Linked DNA regions of Homo sapiens: region 1 is linked to region 2. A link is an interaction called in ENCODE POLR2A ChIA-PET data of the cell type or tissue named here. Cell type or tissue: Caco-2. All regions are shown on one strand. Each heading gives the region's core, and the rest is flanking DNA. Links, peaks and the distances in the headings are about the cores only. Region 1 overlaps CCDC6 (coiled-coil domain containing 6). Region 2 has its middle 25 kb from the start of LINC01553.

Region 1 (15,512 bases), core at 7,513-15,512, 97 kb after region 2:
CTGCCTTCTCCACCTGAACCCCTTCCTGGTATGCCCTGATACTTCCTCTTTGTCAGCCACACACCGGGGTATGCACCTGCTACTGGGGTATGCACCTACTTCCGTGGTTCCATAGACACCACCCCCCCCACCCCACGTCACTGACACTCGACTATCGAGATCTTTCCCGGTTCATGTGTAAATTTCTTTGGGGGCAGAATTTGCCTTGTTCATCACATTCCTCAGTGCTTGGCATGTGAGAAACACCCAGAAATTTGTTGAGCTGGCTCCAGAGGCACGGGTATGTATGTACTTGTTTCTTTCTGTGATGAAGGTGCCAACACTCTCTCTGGGACCTTGTCTTCATAGAGCCACTCCCCTGCCACAACAGCAAACACTTTCTTTACCATAGTTGATGAAACAGACCAGATATGTGAATGGATGCATTGTATACTTTGGGGGACCATTGCAATCAGTGTGCCCTTGCCTTCTAGCTTTGGGTGATGTGGGCTACCTTGCAGCATACACCTGGGTGTTCCTGATAACATTTTATCTGAAAGGGGACAAAGTATTTTCAGGTTCTCCTTTCTAAGTGTTTCTGAGCAGGGCTTGGAGGAAAAAGTAGCCCCATTGGAAGTGTTCAGATTTGCTGCCTTGGTTTTGGTGATGGTGGCAGATCATTCCAGGTGTTTCCTATGACTCTTTAATGTTGAAATGCACCACTGGGAAACAACTCTGGCCCATTGCAGGGGGATGCAGTAATGCAAATAAATACTGGTGACCTGTAGCAGTGATGGGGGAAGCATCTGAAAACAGGGTAGGGGGATTGTTGAATTCTTACGTCTGCTGTGTCTTGCAGAGACACAAGTGTCACCACAGTGTATTTGTGTGTGTGTGTTTTCCTTAAATCATGCCTTGCCGAAATAATTGTGTTTACACTTCAAAATGCTAATCCAAACTACTGAACTGCAGTCAGGCTGAGTAAGGAATAATGGTAATCTTTTCTGTCCTCTCTGCATACTTTTTTTCCTTAGTGGGTAGGTGTTGCTTTTTGTTTTCAATCACATTGTGGTTGTTTTCAGGTATATTGAATTGTCAAAGTTGGCAGAGTAAATGTTCACAGGTTCAATATGTTCCTGCTTGGTGATGGTTGCAATTTTCTTGACAGAGGAACTAATCCTCTGGAAAATATTTTTAATTGTGAGGATCTTGGGGTGGTGTTAACTTGCAGATTCTTCCTACTTCTCCAAGGCTGTCAAATTTTCTTATCTTTTATGGCTGTGAAATGCACAGCTGTGAAGTCTATTCCAACCCTGATACCAGTAAATTGCAAAGGTCACTTTGTGTAGGTTCTCTCTTTAGGGATAAGTATTCTTTTAAAAAAGGCTTAACAATATGATTGATGGTCATTTAGAATTAACCCTCCCCTTTACTTATTGGTTCCTGGATCAGACATATGGAGTGCAATTTAATGATTATAGTTCATTACAATACTCATTTGTTTTTTGCTGGGAGATTTTTCTGGTCTCCCCTCTCTGCCCCCGCCTTTGTTTCTTCAGTAAGGTACAAAATGGCATGTAATAAATAAAATAAATATAGCCTCAAAGAGGCAGGATTCAGCTGTCAAGTGCTTATAATACTGTGTGCTGGATACAAATATCCAAAAGGAATGTTAGGGCTCTCCCGGTAGCATAGCGAGGATTGCACTTGACTTTCATTCAGCCTGGCCCTGGCCTGGTGCTGTAGGGAATACAGAGCAGAGGGAAACAGCCTTTCTCTCCAGCCTTGGGGATTGTGCAGTGCAGAAGGAACCAACACACACATGGATGCAGGAAGGGAAGCTTAGGCCGACTCCTGTAGGGGTTCCCAGGGAGGGGAATTTTACCTTCCAGCTTCCAAAATGAAGTTCATCTATCTCTGTGAATATCTTTAAGGGTAACAAGTTATCACATTCATTCACAGTTTAATTAGCTTGTAGTTTATTATGTAAGGCAGAGATGGGGAGAGCTGTTGCTCAATTTATGCTGAGGTGGCACTGGGAGGCTTTTGGTTTGTTTTTAATTTTTGTTTTTATGTGATGATGATTGAAAAGAAATGTCATTGATATTTTAATTTCATAATCTGCATCTGTCAGTACATGGAAATTATCTAGGTGGTTTTTTTCCCTCTATTCCTGTTTCTTTCATGGAATAATGGTGGATGGACGGAATTTCTCAAGTTTTTAATCCGAAACTATCTGAAAGCAAAGACTTCTTGCAGTAAAATTAGAGGTACTATTTTATAGGAAATTTTGAATTCTAGTTTTTTACAAAAGCAGTGCTGATTGATGGGCTAATCTTCCATGCATCTGTTCCAGATCAATCCAGCCTTGTGGTGCCAGGTGTGTGTCCAAAGTGATCTGGGTAATACCCACCAGGGCATCTCAGGGCACTGAGGATCAAATGAGGCCACTTGGTACTGCAGAGCAGAGTTGGGATGTTCAGCCAGGCATAAGTCATCATTCAAAAAGTTTTCCATAGGAGGAAGGACGAGAGTAAAAGAATGAAAGCAGCAGGGATTATGGGTGACCTAAAGAAAATTCTTAGAAATCTAGTTACCTGTGTTAAACACTTCACCTGTTGCTTCTATAAGTGAACAGTTTGAGTCTTTTGTGCTGTCTGCTTGTTGAGATTGAATTAGAGAGGCTAAAAGGGACAGATCTGAGAGAAAAATAATTATACCTGGAGTTTCATATAGATAACTTTTCAACTCATGAAATTACTTGTATGCAAGCTTGACTTTTTAAAAATTATCCTAATAGGCCAGGTGTGATGGCTCACGCCTGTAATCCCAGCACTTTGGGGAGGCCGAGGCAGGCGGATCACCTGAGGTCGGGAGTTTGAGACCAGCCTGACTAACATGGAGAAACCCCTTCTCTACTAAAAATACAAAAAATTAGCTGGGCATGGTGGTGCATGCCTGTAATCCCAGCTACTCGGGAGGCTGAGGCAGGAGAATCGCTTGAACCCGGGAGGTGGAGGTTGCGGTGAGCCGAGATTGCACCATTTTACTCCAGCCTGGGCAACAGGAGTGAAACTCCATCTCAAAAAAAAAAAAAATTATCCTAATATACCAACTCAAATGATAACTTTTATTCTACTGAGAGATGTTTTTTGTGGGGTGGAGTTCTTCACTAGACCAGAGTTTATCTAAACAAAGACATCCGTTGAGTCAAAACATCGTGTCTTCACTTCATTTAGTAGCCCTACTAATCTTTGAGGAAAAAATTGACTAGGTGATTTTATTGTTTTTATTAACCAAAGAGTACTGTTTTAAGTGTATTCTCCATAAAGTAGAGTTAGACTTCTTCAGGTTCAAATCACTACCTGGTAAGGGTTTATGTCCCTTGGAAAGTATATTAACTGTTTTATGCCATTTTGAGCCTTGCATGCATGGGGTTTATATTGTGAAATACCTTAGGTACCCAGAGAAGAGTACCAGTGACTTTTTTTGCATTTTTTTTTGTGATAAAAACATACACAACATATAATTCACCATTTTAACCATTTGTAAGTGTACAATTCAGTGGCTTTAAGTACATTCACAGTGTTTTGCAACCATCACCATTATCCATATCCAGAACTTTTCATCATCCCAAAAGGAAACTCTGTACCCATTAAACAATAACACCCATTTTTTTTTCCTCCCTGGTAAACCTCTATTCCTAGTGACTTAATTTTTTTTGTTTGTTTGTTTTTGTTCTTGTTTTTGTTTGTTTTTTTTTTTAAAGAAAGACTTACTCTGGTCTACAAAAGCTGCTAGCTGCTTTTTACTGTCCTGGTCTTGAAGTTATAAATTTGGACCTTAAGTGTTGATGTCTTATTTTAACTTAAGTTTGTACTGCCTGTTAGCTGTCCCATATATGGTTCTTTTCTGTCACTCAGCAAATGTGCAGTGCCCTAGCCCTACGCCCAGCTCTGGGCTTGGTGCCAGTAAGCACCCAGATGTGGAGATGCTGGATGAGGGAATAACCCATGGCAAGAGCTTGTCCTCCAGGAGGGAAGGGTCATCCCCCCATATCTTACCCCCAACACTTCACAGATCATGGTTGCTTTTTATTTTTTATTTTTAATGAAATGTATGCATTTAATTTCCTTGATAGCATTTGGAATAAACTGTAATTTTATTTTTTAAATTACTTATTTTTATACTCACAGGTACAGTTTATTACAGGGAAAGGATGCAGGTTAAAATCAGTCAAGGGAAAAAGCATATAGGGCAGAGTCCAGGAACGTTTTTCATTGTGGAGCTTCTAGTTATCCTCTCCCCGTGGAGTGTGCACAACATTACTTTCCTGGCAACAACGTGTGACAATACACATGGAGTATTGCCAACCAGCGAAGTTTGGCCAAGCCTTGGGCTGCAGAATTTTTACTGGGGCTCATCACATAGACATGGTCGCCTATCCACAGGGCAGATCTCAGTTTCCAGGCCCTGAGTAGGCTGTGCTGATACCACATGGCCTAAAGCGCTCAGGCTGAATCACACTGTTAGGCTTTCCAGTGTGATCCAACGCCCTCAGGTAAACAAAGACACTCTTATCAGGCATGACCTTCGAAAGGGTTAGAAATTGCCTCCAGAACGTCAAGGACTAAAGCCAGACCTCTTTTGAGGCAAGGTAAACCGGAGTTTTAAAAGGTTTGAAGGAAAAAGAAAGCTTACAGAATTTTTATTCACCACCATTGTCCCACTTCCAAATCTTTTTGTGTTGCTGTGATAACAGTGGATGTTTATCCAGTGCTTACTATGGGTTAGGCACTATTGGAAGGGGTTTGCGTATATCCTCTCATTTAATCCTCACCACAGTCCTATACGATCAGTACTACTGTTTATCCATAGCCATAAGCCTACAAATTTAGGCCCAGAAAGCTTGTATCACTTGCCTGAGGTCCCATGACTATCAGATGGGACTGGGATTTGAGCCCAGGTCTGACCTCAGAGCTTCTACAGTCTGTGGGAAGATGGCATATAAATTAATTTAGGGACAGGCCTTTTTGTTTGGTCGGTTTTCTTTGAGACAGGGTCTCGCTCTGTCACACAGGCTGCAGTGCAGTGGTGCCATCATTGTTGACTGCAGCCTCGACCTCTTAAGCTCAGGTGATCCTCCCACCTCAGCTTCCAGAGTAGCTGGGACTGCAGATGTGTGCCACCACTCCTGGGTCACTATTATTATTATTTTTTATAGAGGGTCTTACTATGTTGCCCAGGCTAGTCTTGAACTCCTGGGCTCAAGCCGTCCTTTCACCTTGGCCTCCCAAAGTCCTGGGATTACAGGCATAAGATACCATGCACAGCCCAGGGACAGTTTTATCTTCATCTCATGGGCATTTTCCTATTAGAAGTTCCTATACAGTTCTGTTCAGTTAGGATAGTCAGGGCTGCTCCTTTGCCACAGCAAATTCCCAGGATGCTGGGCCTAAGGGAGTGTTGCCAGGGTAGCAAACTCCCTGTCTTGGAAAAGAAATAACACTAGAGAAGGGTTCCTTCATCGCATGGGGGACAGTCTGTGCTCCCCTTCCTGGCTCAGTTGCCCTCCAGTTGGGCCTTGGTCTACTCCACTCCTGCACCCTGTTCAGCTACCCCAGGATATTGCCACCTCTTCACATGGCATAGCCTTATGGATTCCCCCCCACCCCTCCCCATCCCAGTCTGGAATCAGTTTCTTCCTTTGCATTTATGTTACAATCTCTACTTAAAAATAGCCTGACTAGCACAGTACAAGTGGGTTTTTTTATTTTTTTCAACAAACATGAGTGTCTGCTGTATGCCAGGCAGTGTGCCTGTATATAACAACTGGGATGATTTTGTGCTGGTGGCATTGGTGGTGGGCCCCTGATTCAATCCAGGAGTGGAGGCAGAGTTAGAGAGCGCAGGCTCTGGAATGAGGAGATTTCTTAGTCACGATCTAAAGGATAAATTGAAGTTAATTTGAAAGAAGTAGGGGCTGAGTAATGATTGGACAAGGCACTCCTCCCACACCCAGGCAGAACCTGAATGCCGAGAAAAATGAGGATGGGAGGAGAGCAGTGACCAGCTGGGCAACTCTGGGCTGTGTGCCTGGATTCCCTTCAGGAGCTCACTACAGAAGGGCGGGGGAAGAGTAAGAGCATTTCTGCCTCTTGGAAATCCACTCTGGCTACTCAGTGCAGACATTTATTTGTGTCTTTTTAATGAAATATTTGAAGGCAGGTATCTTGTTATTTATCATTAGTAGGATGACCTGTCTTATTCCATGATAACAGTTGCCACATATTGCAGTCTTGTGGTGTTTCTGGGTATGGTTCTCAACCCTTTACCGTTAGGGACTCATTGACTCCTCAGGACAACCCTTTGTGATCTCAGTGTCACAGATGAAAGACATGAGGCACAGGGAGTCCCAGCAACCCCTTGAAGATCGCAGTAAGCAGCAGAGCAGGGGATTGAACACAGCAGTTGGACGGTACCTTGCATGGTGACTGCCATGTAAAGACCCTACCATTTGAAGGGTCATTTGTGTTTTCCATAACCTTAACACAGCTGTTCAATAAAGTTTGTGGAATAGATTTTGGGAACTGCTCACTTTTCTTTGTAAAGCCTTCGGTGGAGAACCATAACTTACTTTAAAGTATACAGACTTTGAATGCACAAATTTATCAAACAGTGCTCATTGTATGTATGTATGTATGTATGTATGTATGTATGTATGTATGTATGTATGTATTTGTTTGTTTGAGACAAAGTCTCACTCTTTCACCCGGGCTGGAGTGCAGTGGGGTGATCTTGGCCCACTGCAGGCTCTGCCTCCTGGGCTCAAAGCGATCTTCCCACCTCAGCCTCCTGAATTGCTGAGACCACAGGCGTGCACCACCATGCCCAGCTATTTGTTTCTTGGATTTTTTTTGTAGAGACATGGTTTCACATGGTTGCCCAGGCTGATCTCCAGCTCCCAGGCTCAAGCGATACTCCCACCTCAGCTTCCCAAAGTGCTGGGATTATAGGCATAAGCCACCATACCCGGCTGCTCAGTGAATTTAAAAATGAAGTCACTGGTGTAACCACCACCCTGCTTAGGATACATGCAATTGTCAACACCCCTGAAACTGTCATGTGCTCTGTTCCAGTCAGTATCCCTCCCCCCGCAAAAAGTAACCCTGTTCTGATTTATCTCAATATATTTAATAGATTTGTTTTGCTAGTGTTTGAACTTCATATAAATGGAATTATACAGAATGTATTTTGTGTGTCTGGATTCTTTGATTATCCTAGTTCCTTCACTAATATTAAACAGTATCCATGCAGTGCATATAGTGAGTTATTTTTTATTGCTGTGCAATGGTCTGCATAAGTATCTGTGAAATTATTTTCAGTTTTAGAGTCAGCTTCCTGGGCGGCCCCACCCCCTTCCCTCAGTATTGGTGCTGGGCAGCGGGATGACGTGAAAGGAGTGTGACACAGCAGAGGACATTCAGGCCCTACAGGACTTATGTGCTTATTAATTAGGTTCTGGCTACCCTACTAGCTAAGTTGTATTGCATTTAGGGCCTTTGAGCCTTGGTTACTTACCTTATGAGAGACTGTAGAGTTAACACAAATCTTGCTCCCATCCCACAGTTAATGAAGATCAAATGAGATTGATACACACAGGAAAGTTTTGGGGTAATGTGTGAGTTATTCCTGTAGAAAATGATATTAACTATTATTAGTACTTCCCCACCCCCTTCTATTGTCCTCCAAAATACATTTCAAAATCAGTCCTGCTCTAGATAATCCTATAAGATTATGATAGAAAAATAACCTCTTGAAAGCTGAGCGGGGGTGGTTGAGGCCGCACCAAGCTCCCTGTGCACCGCAGGTTGGGGAGCCTCGCAACCTGGCTTCTAACGACCCATGTTTCTCTGGTGCTTGGGGATGCCTGGGAACTGAGTGGGTTTCCAAGGGTTTGGTGAGCCAGGATTATACCAGTCTGTGTGGCTGTGTAAAAGTAACAGGACTGCAGGAGGTAAACACACTTCCTAAAAGATCTGGTTTTTTTCCCTATAGGTCAGTTACAGAGCTCTTTCCATTGTGTTTTTTAAAAAAGTACACGTTTTCTGACTTTAGTACTATCGGCAGACAGAAGACTGTCAAAACTGGCCTCTCTGATAGAGACTTTTGACCCTCTTTCATGGGGGTATGGGTTCTAGAAGGTGGACTTTGATGGGCAACGCCCTAGTGCCACTTCTCCTTAGCTGCTGGTTTAAAGAACAGAAACCAAAACATGAATCTTTGAAATGGACTGACTTTGCAGGATTGCAGTAGCCGAATGATGGAAGGACAACCCCTGGTGATGGGCCAGGGTGGTCTGTGGGAGGCAGTAGTTTTCTCTGCCAAGGACTCCTCAAGTGACCTCTTTTCTTTGTTGCCTCTGGGTTGCTTTCTAGCCTGAGGACTTCATTTGAAGATTGAGGAGCATGCTTTTCTCCAAACTACTATTAATATTTTGGTTGTATTGACTTTTGGGATGGTAAGAGAGGGCAAGGAGGCTATTTTATCTGATGAACTCTGCTTGCATTGTAAATAAACAAGTTAAAGTAAGCTCAAGACTGCCCTTCCCTCTTTTGCTGTTGTCTATCCATCAGAGTTGTGGGGCCTCTAGCCAAAACTATTGGAGCCTTTTGGTTTCTCTGCCTCCCTCTCTGCTACTTGTCTGAACACCTTCTTGTTGAACTCTTTTTCAGGTAAGGAAGATTAGTGCTAATGACAGTCATCCCTTCCGTGGTTGGTTCTTACTTGGCCCAGAGCCTTGTAGCTCTGGGTGATTGCTGCCTGACAGTGATGTGTAAAGGGAACTGGGATTCGCTTGTTAGGCCACAAATGAAAACCGGTAGGCTTTACTGCTTTCCATAAGTACAGTGTATTCTTTCCCCAGTTCTCAAAGTCTTCTATAGCTTCTATTGCTTTTGTTTTTATGCTTCTTTATTTTATGTGTTGCAGATTAGCATTCTCTATTAGGCTGTGTGAATTTTTCCCTCCTTTCAATTTTATTCATTAACTGCTTTCTGATTTTCCCACCCTAGGGTGCTTTGGCTTGACTTGGAATAACGGAAGCACTTGGAAACCAAGTAGGATTACCAGTTAGCAAGTAAAAATGCAGGATGCACAACTGTATTTCAATTGGAAATAAACAATGAATTATTTTTTAGTATACATATGTCCCACATGTTGCATGGCACCTATATATACTAGAAAATTATTTGTTGTTGATCTGAAATTCGAATTTAACTGGGCCTCCTGTGTTTTATTTGATAGTCCTAAAACCTAGAGGACCTGTGTTTAAAAATCTGTCTGCCCTATCGCAAGGACAGAAAACCAAACACCACATGTTCTCACTCATAGGTGGGAATTGAACAATGAGAGAACACTTGGACACAGGGTAGGGAACACCACACACCGGGGCCTGTCGTGGGGTTGGGGGAGGAGGGAGGGATAGCATTAGGAGATATACCTAATGTAAATGACGAGTTAACGGGTGCAGCACACCAACATGGCACATGTATACATATGCAACAAACCTGCACGTTGTGCACATGTACCCTAGAACTTAAAGTATAATAATAAAAAGAAAATAAAAATAAATAAATAAAAAAGAAAAAAAACAAAAATCTGTTTGCCCCTTCCTTGCTGTGTGAACCTGGGGCAATTTAGCTAACCTCTAAGCCATCTTGCCCTCTTCTCTAAAAAGCGATCATAGTATCTTAGCTCTCCAGTTTTGGGGATAAATGATGTGACTTAGGAAAGCTCTCAGGGTGCATTCAGCACAGTTCTTCCTTTTCCTTCTCAATTCAATGATTATAGATTTGCTTCTTGCCCATTTCTTCCCTTTTCTGTTTTCTTCCCCCACAAACCTGAGATCAGGTTGCTGTCTGAGAAGAAGCCGACGCAGCATCCCCTCCTTGGCAGCATCCCCTCCTTTTGCGGGGCTCTTTGGAGTCTTCTCAGGATGGTGCCTCCACTTCTTCCTCAGCGGCTCTCAGTTTGCTTTCACAGTTCCTGTTCTTCCACACCAGCTTCCTGGTCTCCTCCTCTCTGAAAGCCATCGTTGACTGGATGTCTCAGGTATCTGCCGTTACTTGGCCACATGTTACGAAACCCCTTGTTTTATGTCTCCTTTCCTCGCCAGCCTGCAGTGGTACTGGGAGAACTGGGCCTATCTATGCCTTGCCTTCTCTGTGGGACGAGACATCAGTCATGTCTTTCTTGACGAGCCTCAGCTTCCTGAGAGAAGTGTGTTTAGAATTTAGGGTTTGCAGAAGGGCAGCTTGCATTTGGCCCCCAGGTGAGGGGTTTGGCTCTAGAGTTGTGAAAACAAACCATGTGGAGTTGAGAGAGAAGAATGTAATTCAGAGATTGGTCATCCCAGTGGTAGAGTTGCTGAGAAGCTGAAGTGGGGTGGGTGATGAGACAACCCAGGGATAAGCAGGAGCAGAACGCTGCTCCCACAACCCCTCTGGAGGATAAAGGGAGGAGGTAGTGCCATCAGAGCCCAGGGGCTGCGGTCACCAAGAAGTTGGAACTCCCCTGGGCCTTGAGATGTGGGTGCTGCCCAAGTTGGAGAAAGGGGAGAAATACTCTGAGTTCTCCCTTCCATCCTCCCATCTCTTGCTAGTGCCTCTTATTGGCTGAATCTCATTGGCGTACTTTGGAAACTGGGAGATGGAGCCTGCAGAGGTCACCTGTACCTTGCAGAGCAGGAGAGAAGGGCAGTGAGGCATCTTGGGCCAGACAGACCCAGGGCTGGCCCAGGAAGAAATGAATGAATATGGAACTGACTGTGTTTGGCCTGGGCAGCTGTTGAGTACTTTGTGGACAGCAGAAGGTTGGAAGACTCAAAGGTTTTTATTCCCTCAGGAAAACATGAATAAAGGGCATTCTAGGGAGAAGGATCAGCATGGATGAAGGCATGGCAGCTTGAAACAGCAGGCTGACTTGTAGCATCCCATGCAGCCCAGAATGGCTGGATTGATGTTTGAGGTCTTTCCTATCCATCTTCCTCCTGCCTCAGAAGCCCCTCCCATAGAATGCTTTCTCACGTGTCCCTGTTGTCATTTGTCATTTATGGCTGATGCACATTTTCCTGCAGGGAATGCCAGATGGGAAGCTCTGCACCTGAATATCTTCCAGGCCAGCTGCTTCTGACACAGAGCATGTACCATGTAGCCAGTGGGGAGCATCTTGGGATGCCTCAATAGCCCTAAAAAGGAATTCATGGGCAGTGCCAGTTAGTTTTGATGGGTGAAGCGTGCGTGGGTCCCCTGATATTCAAGGGCCCCAGCTCTGATGAGGATGTTGATACCCTGGGAGGAGAAATGGCTGCCCATGTTAGTGACTTAGAGGCCTTATCTCGTGGCCCTGCTTGTCTGGCATGCAATCAGACTGTGAGAATACTTTTCTCACATTTCCCTGCTGTGAAATTTATTTTTATGATGATAGTGGATTTTGTTTAAGCTTATTTTATTATGGAAATTTTCAAGCATATACTAAAGTAGAGTGAATCCACAAACCACCAGCTTCACTGATTATTGACACATAGTCTTAAAATGCTTTCACCATAAATGGTTCAGTTTGCCTCTCTGATAAGGACTTTATAACCACCATACCATTATCATACCAGACAAAATTAGCAATTTTTCCCCTGGCAAATTAGTGTTTGAAAGGTAAACATCACAGGCTTTTCTGTGATCAAAGGTATTATCCTTGTCTCCCCTCTGCTATTAAGCCCTGTGCCCTTAGGCTGCTGGCCCCAGCTCTAACCTTCCTCCCTAAAGCTGTTGACAGCAGGCTTGGAGACCTTTTACCTGCTGCCCTGTTTCCTGGTCCCCAGCTTCCGAGCATCCCAGTTTTGCTGGTTCTGCCCTCAGTAGGTATGCAGACTGGCTTCCCAGCCCCCATGACGAAGCAGCAGAAAGTTTAGGTCACCACTTCACCTGTGTGAAGCAGACCTGGCTTATGTGGTTCTACTATAAGGAAATCTGAAGTGAGGCATCCTGTGCAGCCAGCCTTCCCTGGAAGCTTCTAGCTGAGAAATGTCTGAGCATCTGTGGGGAGTCATGCCCTCGGAAGATGGACTGGCATCTATGGCTTCCAGAAAGTCTGGTGCGGTGCTATGTGTGAAGCCACTCAGGGCTGGAGAGCACCAGACAGGAAGCTGTGAGCAGTATGTGCAGACACGTTTTCTGGACAGGTAGAATAACAAGCAGTCTTTGCCCAGAATCTCCAGCTCTGAAATCTGCAGCTTGAGCAGCATCTATGGAGTGGTTTCAGCTAAATTATTTCATTTGAGTCTCACGGCAAGTCTGTGGGAGTAGGTAGTGTGTACCTCCTTAGAAAATAAAGGATCTGGGGCTCAGGTGAAATGCTGTTAAATTATTGGCCAGGGAACAGTGCTGGTAAATGGGACAGTTGGCATTTCCAGGGAGGTGGCCTCACATCCAGGCTAGGGTTCTTTCTCCTCTGTTAGCTCCTTGGCAGAGGAGGAGGTTAAAAAAAGGGTCTGATAGTTCAGCACTTACAAGCAAAGGGCATTCAATTCCAAAATTTCTAGGAAATTCCAATGTCGCATTTGACCCAGCAACAAAAATTGGGAACCACTAGTCTATACATTTGTGAGTACATATGATATTTCTTCTGAGATTTGAAATAATGCCCCATTTAAAAAATATTTTTAATTGAATTTTTTTGACTAGGAAGGACATCACTTGGTATTTGGTCCCCTTCCCTTTAACACAAAAGGTGGCGTATATGATATTATATTCTGTTCTGCCCCTCCCCCTGCCATTTAATTATATTTTGGATACTTCTCTTTTTTTTTTTTTTTTTAACAGTTGCATGGTAAGCCATTGTGTGGGTATCTCTTACCATTGTGCATTTAATTTGTTTTCAGTCTTTTGTCTCAAAATGTCACCGTCACCTTGAACGTAGGTCATTTTGTATGTGGGTGAGTGTATCAGAGGGGATAATTCCTAGCCACTCTCTTCAACCATTTCCTTATGTTGACTCAATCATTACATCAGTCTTGTGAAGTAGCCAGTAGCATATTATCCTTGTTTACAGACAGGAAACTGAGGCTCAGAGAGGGTTGGGTGACTTGCTTAAAGTCATACCGCAGAGAGTAGGAGAGCCAGAATTGACACCTAGCTAAGCAAGCTGATTCTAGGGAATTCCCTCACTTTTTGATGCTGCCTTTCTTGGTAAATTCACAGAAGTGACATTGTTGTGTCGATTGCCCTATATATGTGTAATTCGAATAGATGTTGCTTCTACAATTTACACTTCCATTAGTAGGATATGAGAGATATGTGGCCCCATACTACACTGTCAGAGGGTTTTCTCAAACTGGATTTTGGTAGTCTGGTAAATGGACAGTGACATATTAGTACAGTCTTTGCATTTCTCTCAAGGGGGTGGATAAGCATCATTTCTTGTGTTTATAAGAGCCATTTGTATTCTTTTTCTGTACCTGCCTAGTTGATATCCTTTCTTGTTTGTCTTTGGGGACCTTGGTCTTTCTCTTACCCATTTTTCTTAGAACTCTATATGTTACAATGACTTGCTCTTGTTTTTCAATTTTGAGTTGCAAAAAAATTTCCCACCTGTCAATTGTCTTTTGACTTGGCTTTTGGTGTTTTTTGGCCACAGTGAAAATTTTTATTTTTATGGTTTCTTGATGTCATTTATAATCTACAGGAAATATTGCTAACATTTTATGGTAAAACCTTTCTGTATATTTACTTCTTTGGAAAAAAGTAGGACAGACTGCTTTTGTGTTTTTGTTTAAATGATAGTGCATTTAAGACAGATTCAGAAGAGTGTGTAGAAGTAGCGATGCCAGATATTCTTTTAAATTGCATAAACAATTGAACTCACAACTGCACATTAGATACATCTCCTGGTGTCTTTTTTCCTCATTCTTGTCTGTATAACACTTTATATTTCATATGAGATCTTGAATTAGGATAATTTCCTCTGACTAGTTGATCAATTACTGAATTGTTTATTTTGGATACTATTATTGTAGCCTCCTTCTTCCTCCAGAAGCTGCTGCTTAAATGGATTCAAGTGTAATTGGCATTATTTTTCTATCCTGGTCCGTTTCGGGCTCTGTTTATCTGGTGGTTTTATTTTACTCTGCAGTATTTTCCATTTCCCCTGCTTAAAGATAGATTTAAAGCTGCAGACCTTAAATGTAATCTTCTTTCATATTGGCCGGTCTTCTTTGTTCATCTCACAGATATTACAAATAACGTATATATTACAAAACTTTGTTCATTCTGCTAATATTTCTGAGGTTATTCTGTATATAAGGCTGTTCTATGCATTGTGCTAAGAGGTTTTGAGACAGTTCCTGCCTCTGGCAGCTGATATTCTAGTTGGGGGGGCGGGGGGCGGGGTTGGAAATAGACATCAGACAACTGATTTCACAGTTATAGAATTGAAGCTGTGATAAATCCTTCAAAAGATGTGTTTCTTGGAGGATATGATGGGGGGAACCAGACCAGTTTAAGGCAGCCAACGGAGCTTCCCTGAAGTGACATGTAGGCTGCAATCCCCTGTATATCTTTTTTGGAGTTAACCATGAAGAGAATTGGTAAAAAAATGTTCTGGGCCCAGGGAAGAGGCTATGCAAAAAATCCTGAAAGCGACAGAACTGCAGGGCAGGTTTGAGGAACTGAAAGACGAGTTGTGGTCAGAGTGAGATCGGGATGTGGCCTGAAGCTGGAAGTAGGTGGGGCCAGGTCTGATAGGGCTCTCAGTCCTGAATCTTGAATTGGACCTGCATTAGACCACTCTTGAATTAGACTTGAATTATTCCTTGAATTTAATTCAAGGGGTAATGTTGGCATATGTGCTTTTAAATTAGGAGTAGGTTTTTAAATTCGGGGGACCATGCCAGTCTAGAACTTTCTTTAGTTGAATAAATTTGACCTGCAAAAATGGTACTTTAATCCATTCTCTTACAGTTTTTCATTAGGATGTGTTTTTGCCAACAGCCTTGGTGTTTTAAAATCTAGATGTGGCAAAATAATTTACTGCTTGTTAAGCAAACCTCCTGACATGGCTGGGGTATTGAAAAAAGAATGAAGATGGAAGTATTGTAGATATAACAAATGTATCCAAACTAGATTTCGCTCTTCCTTTCCCTGATTCACACGTATTCTCTGTCCTTTCTTTCCTTTTCTCCTTTTCTTTTCTTCCTTCCTTCCTTCCTTTCTTTCCTTTCTTTCTGTTGTTGTTGTTGTTACGGAGTCTCGCTCTGTCACCCAGGCTGGAGTGCGGTGGCACGATCTCAACTCACTGCAACCTCTGTCTCCCGGGTTCAAGCAGTTCTCCTTCCTCAGCCTCCCAAGCAGCTGGGACTACAGGCGTGTGTCACCATGCCTGGCTAATTTTTGTATTTTTAGTAGAGATGGGGTTTCACCATGTTGGCCAGGCTGGTCTCAAATTCCTGACTTCAAGTGATCTGCCCGCCTCGGCCTCCC
Region 2 (8,000 bases), core at 1-8,000:
AAGATAATGGAAATACAGCATACCAAAACCTATGGGACACAACAAAACTGTACTAAGAGGAAAGTTTACAGCTATAAGGGACTACATCAAAAAAGAAAAACTTCAAATGCACAACCTAATGAGACATCTTAGAGAACTGGAAAAGCAACCCCAAAGCTAGTAGAAGAAAAAATATAATAAAGATCAGAACAGAAATAAATGAAGCTGAAATGAAGAAAACAATATAAAAGATAAATGAAATGAAAAGTTGGTTTTTTGAAAAGATAAACAAAATGGACAAACCTTTAGCCAGACTAAGATAAAAAGAGAAGATCCAAATATATAAAATCAGAGATGAAATGATAACCAATACTGCAGAAATTCAAAGAATCATTAGAGGCTTCTATGAGCAACTATGTGCCAATAAATTAGAAAATCTAGATGAAATGGATAAATTCCAAGACATGCACAACCTACAAAGATTGAACCATGAAGAAATCTAAACCCTGAACAGACCACTACAAGTAACGATCATTACAACTAAACTCATAATAAAATGTCTCCCAGCAAAGAAAAGCCTGGGGCCTGATGGCTTCACTGCTTAATTTTATCATACATTTAAAGAACCAATACCAATTCTACTCAAATTATTTCAAAAAATAGTTTCAGAATTATTCTATGAGGCCAGTATTACCCTAGTACCAAAAGCAGACAAAGACGCATCAAGAAAACTATAGGCAAATATATCTGATGAACATTGATAAAAAAAAAAGTCTTCCACAAAATACTAGCAAACAGAATTCAGCAACACATTAAAAAGATCATTCATCATGACCGAGTGGGATTTATCCCAGTGATACATGGATGATTCAACATACACAAATCAGTCAATATCATACACCATATAAACAGAATAAAGGACAAAAACCGTAAGATCATTTCAATTAATGCCAAAAAAGCATTTCATAAAATTCAACATCCCTCATGATAAAAACCCTCAAAAAACTGGGTAAGGAAGGAAAATGCCTCAACATAATAGAAGCCATGTATGACAGACCTACGGCAAATATTATACTGAATAGGGAAAAAAACTAAAAGCCTTCCTTCTCAGATCTGAAACACAACAAAAATGCCCACTTTCACCACCATTACTCAACATAGTACTAGAAATCCTAGCTAGAGCAAACAGATAAGACAAAGAAATAAAGGGCATCCAAATTAGAAAAGCAGAAGTCAAATTATCCTTGTTTGCAGATGACATGATTTTATATTTGGAAAAATGTAAAGACTCCACCAAAAAACTATTAGAACTGATAAATTCAGTAAAGTTGCAGGACACGAAAGTCAAATGCAAAAATCTGTAGCATTTCTATATGCCAACAGTAAACAATCTGAAAAAAAATCAAGAACGTAATCCCATTTACCATAGCTACAAATAAAATTAAATACCTAGGATTTAACCAAAGAAGTGAAACATCTCTACAACGAAAATTATAAAACACTGGTGAAAGAAATGGAAGAGGACACAAAAAATGGAAAGATATTCCATGTTCATGGACTGGAGGAATCAATATTATTAAAATGTCCATACTACCCATGCAATCTACAGATTCAATGTAATCCCTATCAAAATATCAAAGGCATTCTTCACAGAAATAGAAAAACAACCCAAAATTTGTAAATTTTAGGATGGTCTTTTGTAAAACCACAATAGACCTGGAATAGCCAAAGTTATCCTTAGCAAAAAGAACAAAAATGGAGGCATCACATTACCCGACTTCAAATTATACTACAGAGCTATAGTAAGCAAAACAGCATGGTACTGGCATATAAACAGACACATAGACCAATGAAACAAAATAGGAAACCCAGAAACAAATCCATACATCTACATTTAACTTATTTTTTACAAAGATTCCAAGAACATACATTGGGGAAAGGACAGTCTTCAGTAAATGGTGCTGGGAAAACTGGATATTCATATATAGAAGAATGAAACTAGTCCCCTATCTCTCACCATATACAAAAATCAAATCCAGATGAATTAAAGACTTAAATCTAAGATCTCAAACTATGAAGCCACTAAAGGAAAACATTAGGGGAACTCTCCAGGACATTGGACTGGGCAAAGATTTCTTGAGTAATACCCTTAAGCACAGGCAATCAAAGCAAAAATGAACTAATGGAATCACATCAAGTTAAAAAGCTTCTGCACAGCAAAGGAAATCATCAACAAAGTGAAGAGACAACACACAGAATGGAAGAACATATTTGCAAACTATCCATCTGACAAAGGATTAATAACCAGAATATAAGGTGCTCAAACAACTCTATAGGAACAAAATCTAATAATCTGATTAAAAATGGGCAAAATATCTGAACAGACATTTCTCAGAAGAAGACATACAAATGCCAAACAGGTATACGAAAAGGTGCTCATCATCACTGATCATCAGAGAAATGCAAATCGAAACTACAATGAGATATCATCTCACCCCAGGTAAAATGACATTTATCCAAAAGACAGACAACAGCAAATGCTGGTGAGGATGCAGAGAAAAAGGAACCCTTGTACACTGTTGATGGGAATGTAAATTAGTACAACCACTATGGAGAACAGTTTAAAAGTTCTTCACAAAACTAAAAATAGAGCTACCATATGATCCAAGAATCCCACTGCTAGGTACATACCCAAAAGTAAGGAAATCAATACATCAAAGATATCTTCATTCACATATTTATTGCAGCACTATTCACAATAGCCACGATTTGGAAGTGACCTAAGTGTCCATGAACAGGAAAATGGATAAAGAAAATGGAGTACATATACACAATACAGTACTATTCAGTCATAAAAAAGAATGAGATCCTGTCATTTGCAACAACATGGATGGAACTGGAGGTCATTATGTTAAGTGAAAAAAGCCAGGCACAGAAAGACAAACTTCACATGTTTACACTTATTTGTGGGAACTAAAAATTAAAACAATTTAGCTTATGGAGACAGGGAGTAGAAGGATGGTTACCAAAGTCTGGAAGGGTGGGGGCTGGGGGAGTGGGGATGCCTGTGGGTACAAAAAAATAGTTAGAAAGAATGAATAAGATCTAGTATTTGATAGCACAACAGAGTACAGCCAATAATTTAATTGTACATTTTATAATAACTAAAAGAGTAAAACTAGGTTATTTGTAACACAAAAGATAAATGCTTGAGGAAACAAATACCACATTTACCCTAATGTTATCATCATACATTGTATGCCTGTATCAAAATACCCCATATACTCTATAAATATATATACCTAGTTTGTACCCACAAAATTTAAGCACAGAAATATCTTAAAATAAAAATAAATAAAACAGGAGAGAGGCCAACCAAAATGCACAAATAAGCAGATCTGAAAGGTAGATGGAGACAGAGAGAAAAGAAAATTCTGAAGTAATTTGAGTTCTTAGAAGTTAGGTACTTCCTACTTACATAAGTCAGTACAGTCTCTTTATACTTAATATGGTCCAAATTGTGTTTTTTGTTCCCTAAAAACTAAGGATTATGACTAATATGGCATCAATCTCAGATCCACTAGTTTGTGTCCTGACTTGTCTCCTTCCTAGTTACCCAGTAGTCCTTTGTCTGGTTTCCCTGAGTTTTCACCTTTCTGTCTTAGGCCCTGTCTCCCAAGGGTACCCCTAGTAGTAATATCAGCTGGTGTTCCTCAAACTTCTCTCCCTTAAGTTGGCCAATAAGGGGTACATATTATACTCCTGGATGAAGTATCCCTCACTAGTTGTGTGACCTGGGCCCTCATTTTCCTCACAGTGTTGTTGGATATACCTTGAACAGTACTACATATAATTCTGAATATTTCTGAATAGCTTTCAAAAATAGTGGATGTACACTATGAGGGTCACAAAAGCTGAGTTGCAAACATTTGCAGTGCTGGAATAAATGAAGTTGAAAAATGGAATATTTTGTGTAACCAAGAGGCATTTGTTATTTCAGTTTTCTAGTAAAGGCTTATGCCAGTTTTGCAATATCAATGTAGTTTGTGTAGACAGTTGCTAAAAAATCACATGATCTTCTAGGATAAGCATTTTTAATTTTTTTCCATTTCAAAAACAAAAACATTAAAAAATAAAACCATGCTTAATTCTAACACCCTAAAACAAGTATTTCCTTCTAGTTTGCATCAAATGTATTTATTTTTTTCCACAGGTGAATAAGAGTGGTGTAACTTTATATTTCCTTTATTCACTTACATTTAAAAATAGGCTTTGCCAGGGCCGGGCGCAGTGGCTCACTCCTGTAATCCCAGCATTTTGGGAGGCTGAGGCAGGCGGATCACCTGAGGTCGGGAGTTTGAGTTCAGACTTACCAACATGGAAAAACCTTGTCTCTACTAAAAATACAAAATTAGCCAGGTGTGGTGGCACATGCCTATAACCCTAGCTACTCAGGAGGCTGAGGCAGGAGAATCACTTGAACCCGGGAGGTGGAGGTTGCAGTGAGCCGGGATTGCGCCATTGCACTACAGCCTGGGCAACAAAAGCAAAACTCAATCTCAAAAAAAAAAAAAAAAAAAAAAAAAAGGGCTTTGCCCCATGCAGGATCTTTACAATTCAATAGCTAGATATTATTATTTCCAATAGAGATATAATTTATACGACTACATAATTTACACTTTCTGATATTTGGATATTTCAATTTTTTCCAAATATTATAAATGCTCCAATAAAAAGTGGAATTATCAGGTCAAAAATCTGTGAACAGCTCTTGCTATTATGTAAAATTGATTCTCAAATGAGTTTTCCTGAGTCATCCCTACCAGCAGCCAAGTGTGAGTATACATATGTGGATGTTTCACTTTTAATTCAGCAGACCCTGCCTCTGGTATTATCTTTTTTTTTTCTTCCTCTAATGTAACAGGTATAACATGTTACCTTCTCAGTGTGCAACAAATAAATTAGACTCTGAGTTTTGCAAAGAATAATTAAAATCTAAGAAAGACAAAAATAAAAGCTTGCAAGTATAAAAACTTTCTATTTCTAAATCAAGCAATTTAGAACCTTTTCTAAATCAAGAAATTTAGAAATAGAATGATAGATTTAAAAATAGATGAACATTAGTAGTGTATAACTATTTATAATTCTTTTAATTCTTTTCCCTTTTTCAGATCTGTAACGTACAGAGGAGAATGTAATCTTGCATGCACATGTTAACCTACTGTTAACAATTCTGGTTTCAGAGTACTAAAACAAGACTGCAAATGTGTCCTTTTATAATTTTTTAAAAGGGGACATACTTTACAAAAGACAAAACTAAGCAGAGGATAAGAGTCAAAGAGTGCAAAACCTAGAGATTTCCTTTGAGAGATTTAACAGAGAAGAGGGATTAAAATTTATGAACCAATTGTCATCCAAAAATATCCTATCAGTTTCTCTACTCTGAATGCATCTACTTTCCCTGTTCCAAGTTTTAACCTTTCTTTAAAAGAAGTATTGAAGCTCTAAAGCTCCAGGGTGCTGTATTTAGAAGGCAGTAACAGACTAAGCTGGGCTGTTAGGAGCCCACATGAGGAGGCCTTGATATGGGTTCTGGAACACTCTTCATTTTGACTTTGGGATTCTGCTGACAGTGAGTAGCAGCTCTGGGCTAGACTTAAGACAATGAAGACTGACAATGACAGACAAATTTAAAGAGTTGTGGTCAGACTGTGGAGACTAACAGTCCTAAAATAGGTTGCATACTAACTTAATAGACTGTTTTCAACTCCTAGCTCATGTATCAGAGAAATGTATGGACTCCATAAAAATAATGGAATGGTGGCACATACCTAGTGATATAGTGATCATATTCCAAATGCCATACATACCCTAAACTCCTGAATTCAAACTAGTCACCCAAAAGTTTTTGTCTTTAAATACATATAACAACAATAACAAGGGGGAGAAAGTCCTGTTTCTAGTCCAAAACATTGTAAAGCTCAGATTATTAAGAGGTCATGTAAGCGATGTGCTTAGTGTATTCAAATCTTCATTCATTCAACAAGCTGAGCACCTACTAGGTGCTACAAATTCAGTGTTGAATAAAGACAAATCTTTGTCCTCTGAAAACACATTTTCAGAAGTGGAATAAGGGAACAGCAGGGCTCAGTGATGCATGCCTGTAATCCCAACACTTTGGGAAGCCGAGGCAGGATGATCTCTGGAGCCCAGGAGTTTAACACCAGCCTGGGTAACATAGTGAGACCCCATCTATACCAAAAAAATTAAAAATTAGCCTGGCGTAGTGGTGCATGCCTATAACTCCAACTGCTGGGGAGGCCGAGGTGGGAGGATCACTTGAGCCTCGGAGATGGTGGCTGCAGTGAGCCATGATCCCACCATTGCACTCCAACCTAGGCAAGAGAGCGTGACCCTGTCTCAAGAAAAAAAAAAAAATAGTAAGAGGAGAATGAATAATAGAATAAATGAGTATAATAAATTAAACTCATTAGAATATTACATTATGTCTCTGACAGAAGCACACAGGAACCTGAAATGGAGAATAACAAAGTTAAAGATGCAGGGAGGTCCTAAACAAAATATGGTTCTTTGCACTTTATAGCATCTATTGGTTTTAATAGTTCTCTGTTTTTTCCCTTTCTCTACTCCCCACTCTCTTCTTCCTCTGGATTCTACCAGTCTAGAGCTGCTTCAACATCTCCACTCTGCGTGTATACACAACAGGCACATATATGCACACCTCTTTTTTGATGACCCAAAACTTCACTTAATATTAAGAGATAAAAATCTCCTACTTCATGCTGGGTGCAGTGGCTCACACCTGTCACCCCAGCACTTTGGGAGGCCAAGGTGGGCAGATCACCTGAGGTCAGGAGTTCAACACCAGCCTGGCCAACATGGTGAAACACTGTGTCTACCAAAAATACAAAAATTAGCCGGGTGTGGTGGCGGGCAACTGTAATCCCAGCTACTCGGGAGGCTGAGGCAGGAGAATTGCTTGAACCCAGAAGGCGGAGGCTGCAGTGAGCCCAGATCACGCCACTGCACTCCAGCCTGGGCAACAGAACGAGACTCCATCTCAAAAAAAAAGAAAAGAAAAGAAAAGAAAATCTCCTACTTTAATGCCATAGGTATTCCTAGCAAAGTACAATGAGACTTGGGTACTGAAACTTCAGCTTGACTCCCCCACCCCTGCCCTCCCCTCCACCCCCGCCCCAGGCACCATTTTAATCCCTCATATTGCTTGACTAGAAAACTACTCAGGAAACAGCGCTAGAAATAATAGCAGACTTTTATAGAGGGCAAAACTGAATAACAAAGGAGCAGTAGTTATCAACATGTTTTGAAACCAAGGCACTTTTCTACGTTACTGCCATTTAAACATTTATTTTCCTCCTTTGAAATTGTTATCAGTGTTTGCTATCAGCTGGAACAGTATGGAAGTGACTCTCCTGAGGTTAGAAACAGTCTAACCCTAGTTCCCAATACAATCTTCACCAATTCAAAAGAAATTAGATAAATCCTACCTTAGAACATGCATCACAGGCCACTTTCTGAAATTATCTGGGGAAAGGTTCAGGCATGCCAGCAATGGGGATCATACCAGGAAAATACATCTCACCTGGGATAGTAGTATGAGGAGGAGGGGCAAGTTCCAGGCTTTGACCCCTATCCACTCCCAGCTGTGTGCTTAATTAAAGTTTGATTTCCAGAATGGCCTCCCTGTCTTAAATGAAAACCAAGCGTCATGACGTAGCTCTACAGCTCTGCCCCAAGGCACAGGTCTTGATTTTTCATTTTGGCAAAACTTCAAATACAATCAAGTCAGGGAGAAAAGTTCCAAAATGCCATAGAACCTTCTTAGATCTTCCTGGTCACAGCTTAAAGAGATACACATGAGGATTGCTTAATTGGAATCACTTGGAATAATTTAACCTGAAAGAAGAAACAAATAGCAGGGTTTGGTTTTGTTTTTAAATAATATGCAGTCATCAGGAAAAAAGCTGAAGTTGAGGTTG

Evidence for each region. ChIA-PET counts read pairs that join two places held together with the same protein. Peaks named below come from ENCODE experiments on the same cell type or tissue, not always from the same donor. Only the 100,000 strongest peaks of a DNase experiment are listed, where the experiment ranks them.
Region 1: POLR2A ChIA-PET joins it to region 2 with 14 read pairs; 4 of 35 experiments call an interaction of 5 or more read pairs at or near these places.

Annotation. Positions count from the first base shown.
Region 1 is chr10:59,884,822-59,900,333 of GRCh38, reverse strand. The region is part of intron 1 of CCDC6 (coiled-coil domain containing 6); the gene reads left to right. Among named protein-coding and RNA genes, the nearest start is that of CCDC6, 14 kb to the left of the region's middle. RefSeq lists a silencer at 8,772-8,861. In Caco-2, for the core only: no CTCF peak of the experiment used is centred there; a DNase peak (open chromatin) is centred at 11,883.
Region 2 is chr10:59,981,417-59,989,416 of GRCh38, reverse strand. No RefSeq gene overlaps it. Among named protein-coding and RNA genes, the nearest start is that of LINC01553, 25 kb to the right of the region's middle. In Caco-2, for the core only: no CTCF peak of the experiment used is centred there; no DNase peak of the experiment used is centred there.